Regions from separate parts of the Homo sapiens genome. Here region 1 is linked to region 2. Evidence: chromatin contacts called from ENCODE Hi-C data. All regions are on one chromosome and are shown on one strand. The core of a region is the stretch at or near the end of the contact, and the rest is flanking DNA. Distances in the headings are between cores, read along the strand shown. Region 1 holds the start of FGFR1OP2 (FGFR1 oncogene partner 2). Region 2 holds the start of RECQL (RecQ like helicase).

Region 1 (6,282 bases), core at 3,471-5,970, 5.4 Mb before region 2:
AAATGGTGTTGGAAGAACTGGACATCTATATGCCAAAAGTTTAATCCCAACATAATTCCTACACTTAATACAAAAATTAACTCAAAATGGACCATAAGTCTAAATATAAAATTAAAAACAATAACACTTTCAGGAAAAAAATAAGAGAAAATCTTTGTGACCTGGGGTTAGGCAAAGGTTTTTGTAAACATGATACTAAAAGCATGATTCATAAAAGAAAAATTTGATAAACTGGACCTCATCAAAATCACAAACTTTTGCTCTGGGAAAGACACTGTTTAGAGAGTTTGAAAAGACAAGCTACAGGCTGGGAGAAAATATTTCAAATCACTTATCCAACTAAGGACTTGTATCTAGAATACAAAAAAGTCTCTCAAAACAATAAGAAAATAACCCAAATAAAAATGAATAAAAGACTTTACTAGTGAACCAAAAAGATATGGACAAATAAGAAACATGAAAAGATGTTCAACATCATTAGCCATTAGAGAAATGCAATTAGAACCATCATGAAACCTGTCCTCTTAAAATGACTATCTATTTCTGCATCAATACCACATTGCCTCAAATGTAACAGCTGTAAAATAAACTCTCCCTATCTAATATGTATAAGTCACTGTTTTCTTCTTTAAAATTGCTTCACCTATTTGCCTTCTCTCTAACCTAATTCTATCCAAATGGATCTCTAGAGTACCCTAGAGGAAAATCAAACTGTTACGTAATAATTTTAATTAATTCAAACTGTTGGTAGCTTTCTGAATCTGAGCAATAACTAACTACCTTATACTGTCATTTGGGCAAGAGGACAAGTGTTATTCCCACTTTACCAATGAGAAAATAGACCCAGGAATTCCAAATCTAAAAAGCTGAGTGGCTCACGCCTGTAATCCCAGCACTTTGGGAGGCCAAGGCGGGTGGATCACGAGGTCAGGAGATCGAGACCAGCCTGACCAACATGGTGAAACCCTGTCTGTACTAAAAATGCAAAAACTAGCTGGGTGTGGTGGCGCACGCCTGTAATCCCAGCTACTCTGGAGGCTGAGGCAGGAGAACTGCTTGAGCCCGGAAGGTGGAGGATGCAGTGAGCCGAGATCGCACCATTGCACTCCAGCCTGGGCGACAGAGCAAGATTCCATCACAAACAAACAAACAAACCAACAAAGCTGAATGACAGCACCACAAAGCAAGGAAAGAGCCAAACTAGTACCAAAAATAGAATTTCTGATCCCCAGTCTAGTGTCCTATTCCTAAGCCACACTGGATTCCCAGGGTCCTGTTTGCTTTTTACCTGTATAGAAATAATCTCAATCTCATCAGGTGGAAAACGAAAAAAAGTAAGTTCTCTGACCCTACCCAACACATGGAACATCCAAGATATTTTTTAAAATTTTCAAGCCAGCCATAGAAAAGAAATGGGAATGTATATGAAGACAGATTTTAAAGAATAAAAAAATTTCAAATATTTTCCAGACATAACAGCCTAGCAACCATTTTAATTAGGTGTCACAGTTAATTACAAGATCAATGAATGTTTACTGATTGGCTTTTTAAAGTTGTAATTAATATCCACTTTATGAAAAACACTCTCTCCTCTCCAGATTGCATAATGAAATACTACTATCAAAATCAACTACATTTAAAATTTGTTAACTATAAAAACCTACCTATTCAGGGAAAGGAATTATAAGCAGCAGGTAGCTCAAAGCATAATTTTTTTTAGCATTTCAGAAACACAGTGACAACAGTTTCTAAGAATTTGCATGTTCATTTCCTGTACGTGAAACCACACACACAAAAGTTTAAAATATTTTATAATATGCATTTACTTTATCACCTTTTTTGAAGACCATTGTGCTTCCCCTCTTTTTTGGCCAGGAAGTGGAGTGGGAGGAAGAAGACTGTTTTCCAAACTCTCTAACAAGTTTCAAATTTTAAAAAACAGACTACAGTAAAAAAGGAATATTCTAAACTTTTCGGCCTATTTTTATAGTGCCTACCTTAACTGGCCATAATACACTTACTTACATTATTTTCTATAGGCGGGTCCAAATTACAGGTGAATCTCTTTTTTTTTTTAGCAAGTTAAAAAATTTTTTTTTCTTTTCTGCATTAGTCACATTCTCGCCCACTTTACCACCCAAAGACTTTTGCAGTCAGACTCCTGGCAGAAGGCTTAGAACATTCTGCTGCTGATAAAAGAGAAACCACCACCCACCCAAGACAGCAACTGCCAGCTGTTTACTTTTAGATTTTGGTTAAGAAAAATTTAAGGAAATTCAAGTCAAAATTTTCAAGCCAACCTCAGAAAATAAATAGGAATATAAATGAAATGTAAGAGAAATTAAAGACGAAAAAAATTTCAAATATTTTCTAGGTAATTAATAAAAGCCTAGCAACCATTTTAATTAGGCATCACATTAATTGTAAGATCAATGAATGTTTACTGATTGGACACTTCTGTTTCCCTTATCTGCAAATCCACTACTCCTACCACTACATCTACACAGAAATATTGTGGCTACTGATACACCACAGATCTGTCTTTAAATGTCAACAATCTAGTTTAAATTTTTTCATGTTCAGGTATGTGTCTCTAATATTAATTAGTACATAATATGAACTGACCCATATGGAAATAAAAAAACCAAAAGGTATAGTTATGGTTTTCATATAAACTTATAATCTTATGAATGCAAGAAAGAACGCATATAAATTACATATAAAAATAAGCATTTATAAAGGCACATCGCTGTATGTGAAAGCAAAGAAAATTTTCACTGTCCTTGAAAATAGTGGAATGAATACATGTTTGGAACTGTATAAAGACACTTTCTGAAGAAAATTAATTTTTAAACTTGGAAGAAAGATTTTGGAAGTAATGACACTGGAGGATTTTTTTAAAATTACACGTTCCCTTAGAATTGTGGCTGAATATAAGTTTCACATACATATGTTCAAAGAGTTGTGACAGTTCAAGAAGGAACTAACCTAATCTAAACCAGTTATTTCTAACCTACAGGCTAAGGAGTCAGTAGAAGAGTTGCCTGAATGCACATACTCCAAGCACTGTCTGTAGTCTAAAACATTTCTGCTCCATTTCTCAAATATAAATAGATACTGTAAAAATAAAATACAAAATCATTTAAAAGCATAGTAGTTTTCTGTCATTATACATAATTTCAACCAACAATTACTAAAAGTCCAATTGCATGTGTATTAGAAGTACAGGGTTTCTCATAATCAAAATAGGTCGGGACCTTTAAGCTAATGTACAGAGTTCCTTCTGGCCCAAAATTCTATGATTTTAAAGGATGAAGAACTCTTACGGTGAATTCCTTAGAACTATTCCATTTCAATAAACATACATATGTATATATAAATAATGCTTGCTATGTGCCAAGTACTGGACTTTTTCTCAGAGATGAGTAAGACATGATTCCAGACAGACCCAGGTTCAAATTGGCAGGAGAGACAGAAACAAATAATACAACCTAATAAATACTGCAGAAGAAAAGTTTCAAATGCGTTGGGAGCACAGCGGTATCAATGTCACCTGGGGGAGTCTGAGAAGACAATGATTTATGAATTGGGTTTTGACAGGTGGTAAAATAGAGGAACAGTAAACATCCTAGACATCCGCACGTACAAAAGTACAGAGCTGTCAAAGCGCATGGCATGTTTGGGGAAATAGCCAGTATAGTCTTGTATGGTAGGATATTAAAGCAGGACTAAAAGGTAAAATGGATTGGGGCAGACTGTAAAAGATCCTGAATGATGATGTGCTTAACAATTAGGATTTGATGCTGTCAGCAATACGGTTACTAAAAAGTTTAAGGAAAGGACAGAGATAAATATGTATTTCAGAATAACTCTATGGAAGGATTATAGTAGGGAAACCAGTGGAGGGCGGGGGGCAGAGGGGGCAACCGCACTAATTCTGGCGAAAAAAAAAATAATACAGTGCAGTGTTAAGTGGAAATGAAGAACCAATGATGATTCCTGGTTTTCTAGTTCGGATAGCAGGACAGATACTGGAACCATTATCAGAGATGGGATAGAGAAGAAAGGCAGGAAGAGAACCAGAAAAGAGTAATACCCCTTGGAGAGCAGTTTCAAGAAACAAGTTATCTTCATTAAACGCTGCAAACAGGTGACTGAAAGGGTCCCCCGTCCGGTGGTGAACTCGCAGGTGGGTAAGGCAGGATGAAAGCAGATACGGAAGGTGTGTCCACAGGGTTAGAGCCAAGGCTTTTCATTGAACTTTCCGCACCGCATCTCCATTAAGAGGAGCTCGGAGTCGGGGGGCGCGGAGAGGAAGTCCGGCTCCCAGGAGCAGGGAGCCCGCGGCGGGAAGCGGACAGGGCCGGGCGCCGGTGGTTCAAGAGGCGCAAGGCACCGGCCCCGGCGAAGGACTGCCCCGGCAAAGGACGCCTCCGACTCGCCCACCCCTGCTCCCGTCCCTGGATTTAGTCCACTTACTCTGCTCTTAGTCCCTCGCAGCCTTCAGCTGTGGCGATGCGGACTCAAACCCTCTACCAACCGGGACCTATGCACTCAAGGGAAGAGACTCCGCGCCCCCCTAATCCGCCTCCTCAGCAAGCAGACGCAGAATCGGACGGAGGCAGCGGACGGAAGGCCGGGAAGCCAGTGGCGTTCAACGCCATCACCGGCGGGGTAGACACCTCCGCCGACCGCCTCCGACCGGCGCTCCCGGAGAACTCCAGCCTCGCGAGATTTCTTTCCTCGCGTTACTGTGGGGCAGAACCGACCACTCTCCGCTTTGCCCCAGAAGGCAGGGCGGGGCCCTTCTATGTCCCTCCCTATTCCTCCCTTCCCAGGCTTTCGCTCGGCCTCTCGCAAAGTCTCGCGAGTTTTTCCAGGGGAAACCGGCCTGGGTGGAGAGACAGAGAAGGGGAGACCGGGTGGGTGGGTCGTACGCTTAGGGGGCCGTGGTTGGTACTTCGCTGTTGGGGAGGCTTTCAGGTCGCCCAGATCCTGCTTCCCAATGGGTGACTGGGAAAATTAGCGGGTGGAAAATCTCGAGGGGTGGAGGCTTTTTTTTTCCTCCTTGGCCCCGCCCTCTTCCTGTTCGGCGACTGGGACGCCTGGCCCTACGAGGGGGAAGGGAGGCTTGGCCGGGCTATCGGAGAGCGCTGTGCGCACGCGCGAGCCCGAGTGCGTGTGTGTGTGTGCACGCGCACGCGCGCTCCTGCTCTTAGGAAGCCTGGGAAGGACCGGTGTGCTAGGAGATGATCGGGGAAAGCATAGTCCCCTGTCTGTGGCACCAGACACTCCCGACTGTGCGCTGACTCTCCCCGCCCAGCCAGCAGCCTTTTCCAGAGAGGCTGTGGTCCATAGCCTCTGTTCGTTTTCACTGCAGGACCAGGCACGAAAGTAAGCGAACCTCGATCCTGAGGTCTTCCCTATCCACTCACCTTGTATTTTCCACCCCCCACCCTCCAGCAAAGTGGGTCTAGAAGGTTTCTCAAAGAGAGTTTTGCATGAAGGGGAGATGCGTCTTGAAAGCAAGAGGTGAAAATAGCTGGATCGTAAGAAATCAGTTCGTTTTGATTTAACACTTTGGCTTTGCTTGCCATGTGCTTTTCGAATGTGGATTGTCTATTCAGTATAAGATTTTGTTAGCGAAGCAGGGGAGTACCGTATGCTCTGTTTTAATAAGAAAAAGTTTTAAAAGTTTTAAATTTCCTTCTACACACCAGTGTGATGGTAACAACTAAGTTTTTCTGCTCTACCTGGTAAATTACTGTGATGTTTCAAAAGCTAAGGGGAGAGTGTGAAGTTGGGGTCCTTATCCTAAGGCGAAGACCTGATGTGCGGTTATCTTAGGAGATGTTTATCTTTGTTTTGGCCTTTTCTTTTGCTGTCACTCCTCTTTCCTGTTAATTCCGCACCCCTACCCGCCAGTCCCCCTTCAAACGTTTTTCTTGGAGGGAAGTGCAAAAATGCTGGCTTGGGGTTTATATGTGACTAATGTCAATTAGCAAGGATCATAAAGTTGTATTTCAAGAGTCTTTGTCACTTATGTTTCGTATATGTAAGGGAATCAAATACAATTAAATGTCAAAATGTTTCCCTCTGACAATTTTAAGTTCATTTTAAAAGCAAAACCAAAAATGCATGCACTGGTATTTTTGTCTGGGCCTGGTAGAGTGACAGCCTAATATGGTGTATTGATACCCTTGCTTTCTGGTCATGACCTCATTAAACTGTCCTTTGTCGGACAGATTTCTTTGAACATATTATTCATGTTCCCTACCAAGT
Region 2 (7,015 bases), core at 4,435-6,934:
GGATGTTTAAAGTAAAAATACTTTAGTGATTTATCAAGACATGAAACTATCAAGTCATCTATTTTGAACTCCTATTTAGAGGCAGCCTTCATTTAATCTATTGTAAATCTCATGACAAACACTTAACAGAGTAGTTATGGAATTAGAAAACCTCATTAAGTGTTTACCTTTTATTTAAACAGAAAGCTGACAGGTTTCATTCCTGATGGAAATAGAGAATGTAACAGGAATTACTTATGAGTAATAGTGAATTATTTTCCCCAAATTTAATAGCAGATAATAATTCATTCGTAGTTAAAATTTCCTTATAAATTTAGTTAAAATATATATTTAAAAACTCACATTTCCAATAGCCAGTAGTGCTTTGTCAAAAAAGAGAATCATTCCAAAGAACAGGAAAAACACTCCAAATCCTGTTAATCCCATTCCAATTTCTGCAATATAAGGTATATGGTTAAGGGTAGAGAAAAATTAAAGTCACATTAACATCCCTGTAAACTAAGAAAATTTTCCAGTTTTCCTTTCATAGGTATAAGAAAACAGGTACCCAACATTGCAGGTTAACTTCATAATGACATTTATTTAGCTCTTATAACAAATTAATTATCAGCAAATTATTTCAAAATTTAAAACATGAATGAAAATTTCTAAGCCTTATATGGGAGATAGCATTTCTCAGACATAGCTATAATAAAAAAGATAAATCGGGATTCTAAACCTTTGGTTTTAATATGTAATTTGTTTTTTTCCTCCTGAAAAGCTCTCTCGCATCAGACATAAATGTATAGGTTTCCTTAATTACTTATCTCCTTTCACATTCTATAATTATTATTTAAATGCACAATATCTGTAGTTCTTTCTTCCTCTTAAAATTGATTCCTTCTTTACTGCATTAGAAATGTTATGGTAGGTCCGCACAATCAATATCCTTTATCCAATTATATACTGCTTGTCACAATGGCAACAAGAAATATTTCGAAAATCATGGTACCAGTATTCTCAAAACCAAATTTTCAGAAGGTCAGGCATCACTTTTAATTTCTTGATTACTTATTATGGACTTATCTACAAATTTACCTAAACTATAAATCTACTTAAATATTTGGTCTAGAGTCCTAAAATCACCTCTCCGAAGTTTCAAAGAATACTGTTTTACCTAATATTAATATTCTAGGTTTTTCATGTTTCATTAGTTTCATTAAAAAACAAAGAATTGTTGATCAACTGCCAGATGCAAGGAACTGTTCCAGGTACTGAATATACAGTGGTAGACGAGGTGTAAGCTTTAAAGTCTATGTTTATCTTGTATATAAAATTAATACTTTTATTGACTGTGCATTCTCTAGGTCTTATTTTTTTAGTATGAAAAGTCTTAACTTCTAAGGTGACAGATGTACTCTTCTATTAATGTTATAAAGCACAATTCACTAAGTTACCTCCTTGATCATTTTAGTTTTGATTCTAGAAAATAGCCATTAATCCGTAGTTTAGTTAGAAGCACAATCTGCATACAGATGAGTCAGAGTAGAAGCCACCGTATTTTTAGAAGCACAATTTAAAATACCCTATCACTGATTTCTGATCTATTGCTTAACTTTTTTGCCTCAGCTCCAGAAAGCTAAAATCTAGGTCACAGCTACTTAAAAAACTCTTAAGTCATATAAAATGTTCTGATAACTTGAAAACTTTTATCAACTTTAGCTTTTTCTACATTCCCCACCTGCTCAATTTCCTGATAACTAGTGTCTTCCATTGCAGACACCTTTTGTTCCCAAAGTTAGTCTAAAATAATTCAGGTACCTGGTCTATAAATACACCAGTTAAGTGAATTCAACACACATTCCTATGAAAATTTGAGGCTGATACTTTCATGATCAAAGGCCTTAAGAGAATTTACCAAATTAACTATTTGGATAGTGGACATAATTTCATAGAGGAAAATATGGACAAAAGAGCAAGTAAAATTCTATTAAATAACTATTTAGTAGTTAGGATTAAACATCGGCAGCTTTGTTAGTTGAAGATGACTAATTTCTATCATTTCACAAATAACCTTGATGATTACATAAAAATTCTGAGATGTTTTTAGAAAGGAAGGTATATGGAAAGACACCTACTATGTACTGAGAATTTACCACGAATTAGGCCTTATGAAGTGCTTCACATACCTTATATATAACTTAATACTTCCAATACTACTGGAATGCAGGTATAATTACATCTTTTTAAAGATGGAGGAAATTGAAGTTTAGAGAGTTGACTTAAGTTGCCTAAAGCCACACTTCTAGATAAGCATTCGAACCAAGGTCTTTTGAATCCAAAGCTCATGTGCTTAACCATTAATGCCATACCTCTTCCCACAGAATTTTTATTTTTTAGGTTAAAGGTGTTTGGTTACATGAAACTCAAGGACACTGGAGTATTCTGAACTTCTGGGGGACGCATCTTTTAGGGGATTCAAGTTTAATATTAGCTTGTTATCTAACATAGCCAAGTAGAACTATTAAAAATTAACTGCGGTCAAAAAGGCCAATCTCTGAGTATGGTTTACCGTGTTATGAAGTGTTTATACAAAAATTTTATAATTTCTTTAACAAAATTGTGAGGTAAAAGGTAGCACTGGTCCTATGGTTCATATGTGCAACCATGGACCTAGAGGTAATTCAGTAACTTGTTCTTGATCATAGAAGCAGCAAAAATGTGTGTGTGGGTGCTGGTGGTATGGAGGCAGGTACAACAGTCTGTGAAGTCAGCATTCAACCAGTCTTCTCACTCCACAGACAATGGTCCTACAACTACAACATGGGAACCAAAATATTCCACTACTTTATCCAGTACAGTCCAGCGGGAGACATTGCCCAAAACATCTTTGCCACAACTGGTACTGGCAATGACATTGCCAAGTAGCTCCTGATCCACACTGGTCAAAAGTCTCAAATTGGCCTCATTGTGCCTTTTTCTCACCTCCAGGATCCCCCTTTTCCCTATCCGTATGCATTCATAAGCCCTCTGGCTATCAAAAGCCTTGCATAGAGCTGCCTTCTTCCCATCGGAATCATATCCAGTAAAACAAACTTATCTTCCTTCACTCCTCCCACATGTTTAAAAAACTGTCCACAAGTTAAAAAAAATATAAAAACAATTTAATAAAACGAATCTGTCTAACATAAGGAGCATACTGTGGAAATTGTATAAGGAAAGACACGCATAATCTAATGGCAAACACTGTTAGCATTTTGATATCTTATTCACAATTTTTTAAAAGCAGCATTGTCTCTCTTACCATACCCTTTGAAAAACAGAAGTCAAGCAAGAATTCAATTGAACATTAACTGTACTGGAGAATGCAATTATCACACTAGGCTTTTAGACAATGTGATGAAATGAAGATTTAGAGGCAGCATGCCCCTCCTCCGCCCCTCTGAATAAGTCTTGTCTTTTTTGGGGCGGTGAGGAAAGTCCTAGAATGCCTTAAAATAATCATGAATTTCCATTTATTCTACTCTGAGCAGTGCTTGGCCACTCTCTAAAAACCAAAATCCCAGAATAATCCTGACAAATCACTTGAATGATGGCCAATCCCTGCAGTTAAACACACTCACACACAAACACAATTTGAAATCCAAAATGCATTTGGTTCACTAATCGTTTTATGTTTCAATCCACTGTTTCACCTAAAACATGTGACAAGTGAACAGCAAAGAGTAAAATTTCATTGCCCTCACAAAATTTAATGAAGTGAGGAGAATGCTTCTCAGGGAGAATGCCCATAGTCCAAACCCACTCTCTTGTTTTTATAAAGCAGGCACTCATCACTATATTAAGTCTTCAAAAATATAATTTCTATGCACAGATTATTCTCAGATCTCAAATAAAGTTTATATCAAGTCTTCTTAGGTGATAGTGGGGTACAGTGCAAAAGGTTTCTGAGCCAGCACACCTGGGATCAAGTTTTGTTTCTGTCACTTTTTCTTTGACCATGCACTCAATTTCTTTTGTGCCTCATTTAACTTATGAAAGGGGCATGCTTCTGTGAGCCTTACAGGGCTCTTATAAGAATTATGCATAATGATTCACATGAAAGCACATGGTTAACTGAAAGAAAATACCTTTATATAATTGCCAGTAATTATTATTACACTAGATTCCTATCCCCTCAAGACTACACTTTTATTTTCTTTGATCAGAACAGGCCAGGCCAATGGACCAAAGTGGGCGGCAACCTTGGGGCAGGTGGCCCCAAGAGGCAGCCCCAGTCCAGCCTCAGGAGGGAAGACAGCCTGATTGGGGGGTGGCAGTGTGTGTAGGAGGCCTTAGAAGCTCTGTGAAGTTGGTCTGCCATGACTTGAATCTCCACAAGAAGACTCCACTTTAAAATAGGGCATTTTAAATAAACTTCTATTTTTCACTTCAATTCACTGTTTAAGTCTTAAAATATTGAAAATCTGAGTTAACTGGAGTGAAATGAAAGGCGTGGCAGATAAAGCAAAGTGAGACAAAAAGAGACTCTTATGAACATCAAAATATGAGGTACAGAGCTTGGGCAGACATAAATACAAAAATTATTAATATTAACAAAAAGCAGTAGGAAAGTGGAAATATTATAATGAAAGAAAAGGAAACCGATATCAATGCTAGCTTTAGAGATGAAATAGGCCTGGAGAACTCTGTGGCAGGCAGAGAGCGATGCTAAAATAATAAAACAAGCCACAAAGCACAATATACAATACTAACGAAATATATCCTTTAATGGCACACAAAGTGGCTTTTCTCTACTGCTTGAAACTTTAGCAGGTAGAAAAGTGAGAATGTTTCAAGAGACTTCTAAAAGGTTGCTTACAGTACTGGCAAAAAGCGAATATTCAAAATGCCACATTTAAGCGTAAGGACATTTTCAAAAAGAGCCTACTGTAGGTGACATTTAAAATACCGCCTCCCAAATAACCAGCCAGCCAGGGACTTGTAGAGGACCCGAAGTGTGTCATGCGCATAAACGATCCCGAGAGTGGGCCGCGGGCACCACGCAAACTTTCTCTTGTGGCAAGCCCCTAGAACAAAGCGCCCATCTCACTGGGGATGAGGAGATCAGCGCGACCCTGGAATGAGACAGACTCTGGGCTAAAGCTCCCCTCCCAACATAGGGCGTCCCACCCTGCCCCACAGACTCTTCTCCCAGGTCAGGTCCGCCAGTCCAAGTCTAGCCCCGGCATCCCGAAGGCAGCCCCTTAGGGTCCCAGCAGCCCTAGCTCTGTCTCGCAGGCCACCGCCCCCAACCCAGAGCTTCATTCATTGACCCCGGCGGAGGGGCGAGACCCAGCCGGGCGATGGGTGTGCGCGGCTCGAGGCGGGGGCCCCGGAGCAGGTGCTTACTCTGCGTGTCCGTTAAGGAGATCATGGCTGCAGTGGTGGGGACAGCGGCGACAGCACCTCGGAAAGCCCAGGGTGGGAAGCTGAGTCGGGAGAAATGAAGCCGGGAAACAGCCCAGGCGAGAGCCGCCACGTCTTCCGGAAACACGCAGCCACCCTCACTGCCGCTTTAAGAGCGCTTCCTATTGGCGAAACCTGCTTCCAATCTCAACCAATAACTCGTAATGTTGTTCGGTGACGCGCATGGTGACCACACCCCTTGACCAATTAGAGAAGGGAGTTATCTGTGATTGGCTGAACGGACCGACCCGGAAGGGTGGATGCTCTCAGCTGGCTGGCGGGAAGATTTTACTCCCGAGTAGCGGAAAGATCTGCTCGAGGCCTGGGTGCTTTGGTGTCGGAGATCCGAGAGTCGGAGATCGGAGAGTCGGACACAGGACAGTCGGACACCGGACAGTCAAACACCGGAGAGTTAGACCGGGCTTCTCGGTGGGGAGAGGCTCTGGGATAACTACTGTTACAGCTTTGAAGGGTCAAGGGTGTGCGCTTTTTGTTTCATCCTTCCCTTTCCTGCTGCAGGGCGAGGCCGGTCTGTAGCGGATCACTTCCTTTCGCCCACACATTGGCGGAGGAGAAACCGGAAAGTTAATCACTGCCCTGCTCTGAGAACTCGGGCCTTTAGGGGCACGTTCGCCTGCTGACCGGTCTTCTGATCTCCCCATTCTTTTCCATGCAGGAGGATTGGCCACCAAAGCCTGTTTATTAGCAGCTGCCATTTGTTGGTAAATACTACTGGGGATGCTTCTTCCACCCCCTGCTTCACAGTAGCGGAAGGGCGGGCGTTATTAATATTAAATTACTATTGCCTCTAAATGCAGGTGGCGGGGAGAGAGAGGATTTAGCCTATGGTATCTCAGTGGCGTTTCCTCCAACATTGATGACTGGCTGTCACCCTGTAACATTCTTCCTGTGGATGCCTAGCTTATACTGCTGAGTGACAGACCTGCTGTAGTTCAATTTCTGGATACATTTTATGTTGAGATATCTTTTGCTGTTAAATCACATCATTTTGGGAAGGAGCAGTCTTTTAACCGCATAATCAAAGGAGTCATTTAAAATCGTGGGGGAGAATTGGATATAGACTGTGTCTTTTCATAAGGGTAGAAACAGCCCCTGCTACCTTAGCAAACCTGAGCCCTCACTACATCAAGGCATTTTCCTGGGCTGTGCGGATACAAAGGTGAAGAGATTGAACCCCAGCCCTGCTAAAGGACCTTACAGTCTATGGAAGGAATGTTACATTTTCATTACGTGAAGAGATGTTTGTATAGATCAAGAATTAGAAATCCTTGGTTTACTCTCCTATTTAGCCTTCTTTTAATGGTGTGGTTATTCCACATTCTTTAGCAAGGCAAAAAAGAGTCAGCCTATCTTTCCGGCCTAGTGGTGGCTTCAGAATTCTGTGTAGAAAGGGCGTAAGGTCAGCAGTCTAAGGATAGGTGTTGCAGAAGTGACTTTTGGAGAGCATCTTAGTTTTAGAAAATGTCCATATTAGAGAGATAGAAGAGGTGTTTTTAGGATTATGGGGAATTTAAAGTTTCTACTCTCCAGCCCCATTTTCCACTTGTCCATATGCATGCTTAGGTTT

What was found. A loop is a pair of places that touch in the nucleus more often than their neighbours do. Pooled maps may share reads with other maps.
Region 1: a loop to region 2 is called in a map of ascending aorta, with 7 times the contacts of the local background. The contact joins the promoter of FGFR1OP2 here to the promoter of RECQL in region 2. A Hi-C loop is called at or near these places in 2 of 168 maps with a recorded cell type or tissue (CD8-positive, alpha-beta T cell and ascending aorta) and 7 of 50 pooled maps.

Annotation. Positions count from the first base shown.
Region 1 is chr12:26,936,908-26,943,189 of GRCh38, reverse strand. FGFR1OP2 (FGFR1 oncogene partner 2) reads right to left here and starts at 4,720. Exons shown (of 7, transcript NM_015633.3): 1 at 4,480-4,720. INTS13 (integrator complex subunit 13) reads left to right here and starts at 5,209. Exons shown (of 17, transcript NM_018164.3): 1 at 5,209-5,394. RefSeq lists a silencer at 4,287-4,356 and enhancers at 3,886-4,394, 4,617-4,666, 4,395-4,904.
Region 2 is chr12:21,500,304-21,507,318 of GRCh38, reverse strand. It overlaps RECQL (RecQ like helicase), which reads left to right and starts at 5,684. Exons shown (of 15, transcript NM_002907.4): 1 at 5,684-6,149. It overlaps GOLT1B (golgi transport 1B), which reads right to left and starts at 5,530. Exons shown (of 5, transcript NM_016072.5): 1 at 5,371-5,530; 2 at 343-434. The coding sequence starts at 5,395. RefSeq lists enhancers at 4,465-5,172, 5,173-5,880, 5,831-5,890, 6,031-6,220, 6,261-6,310 and 2 more.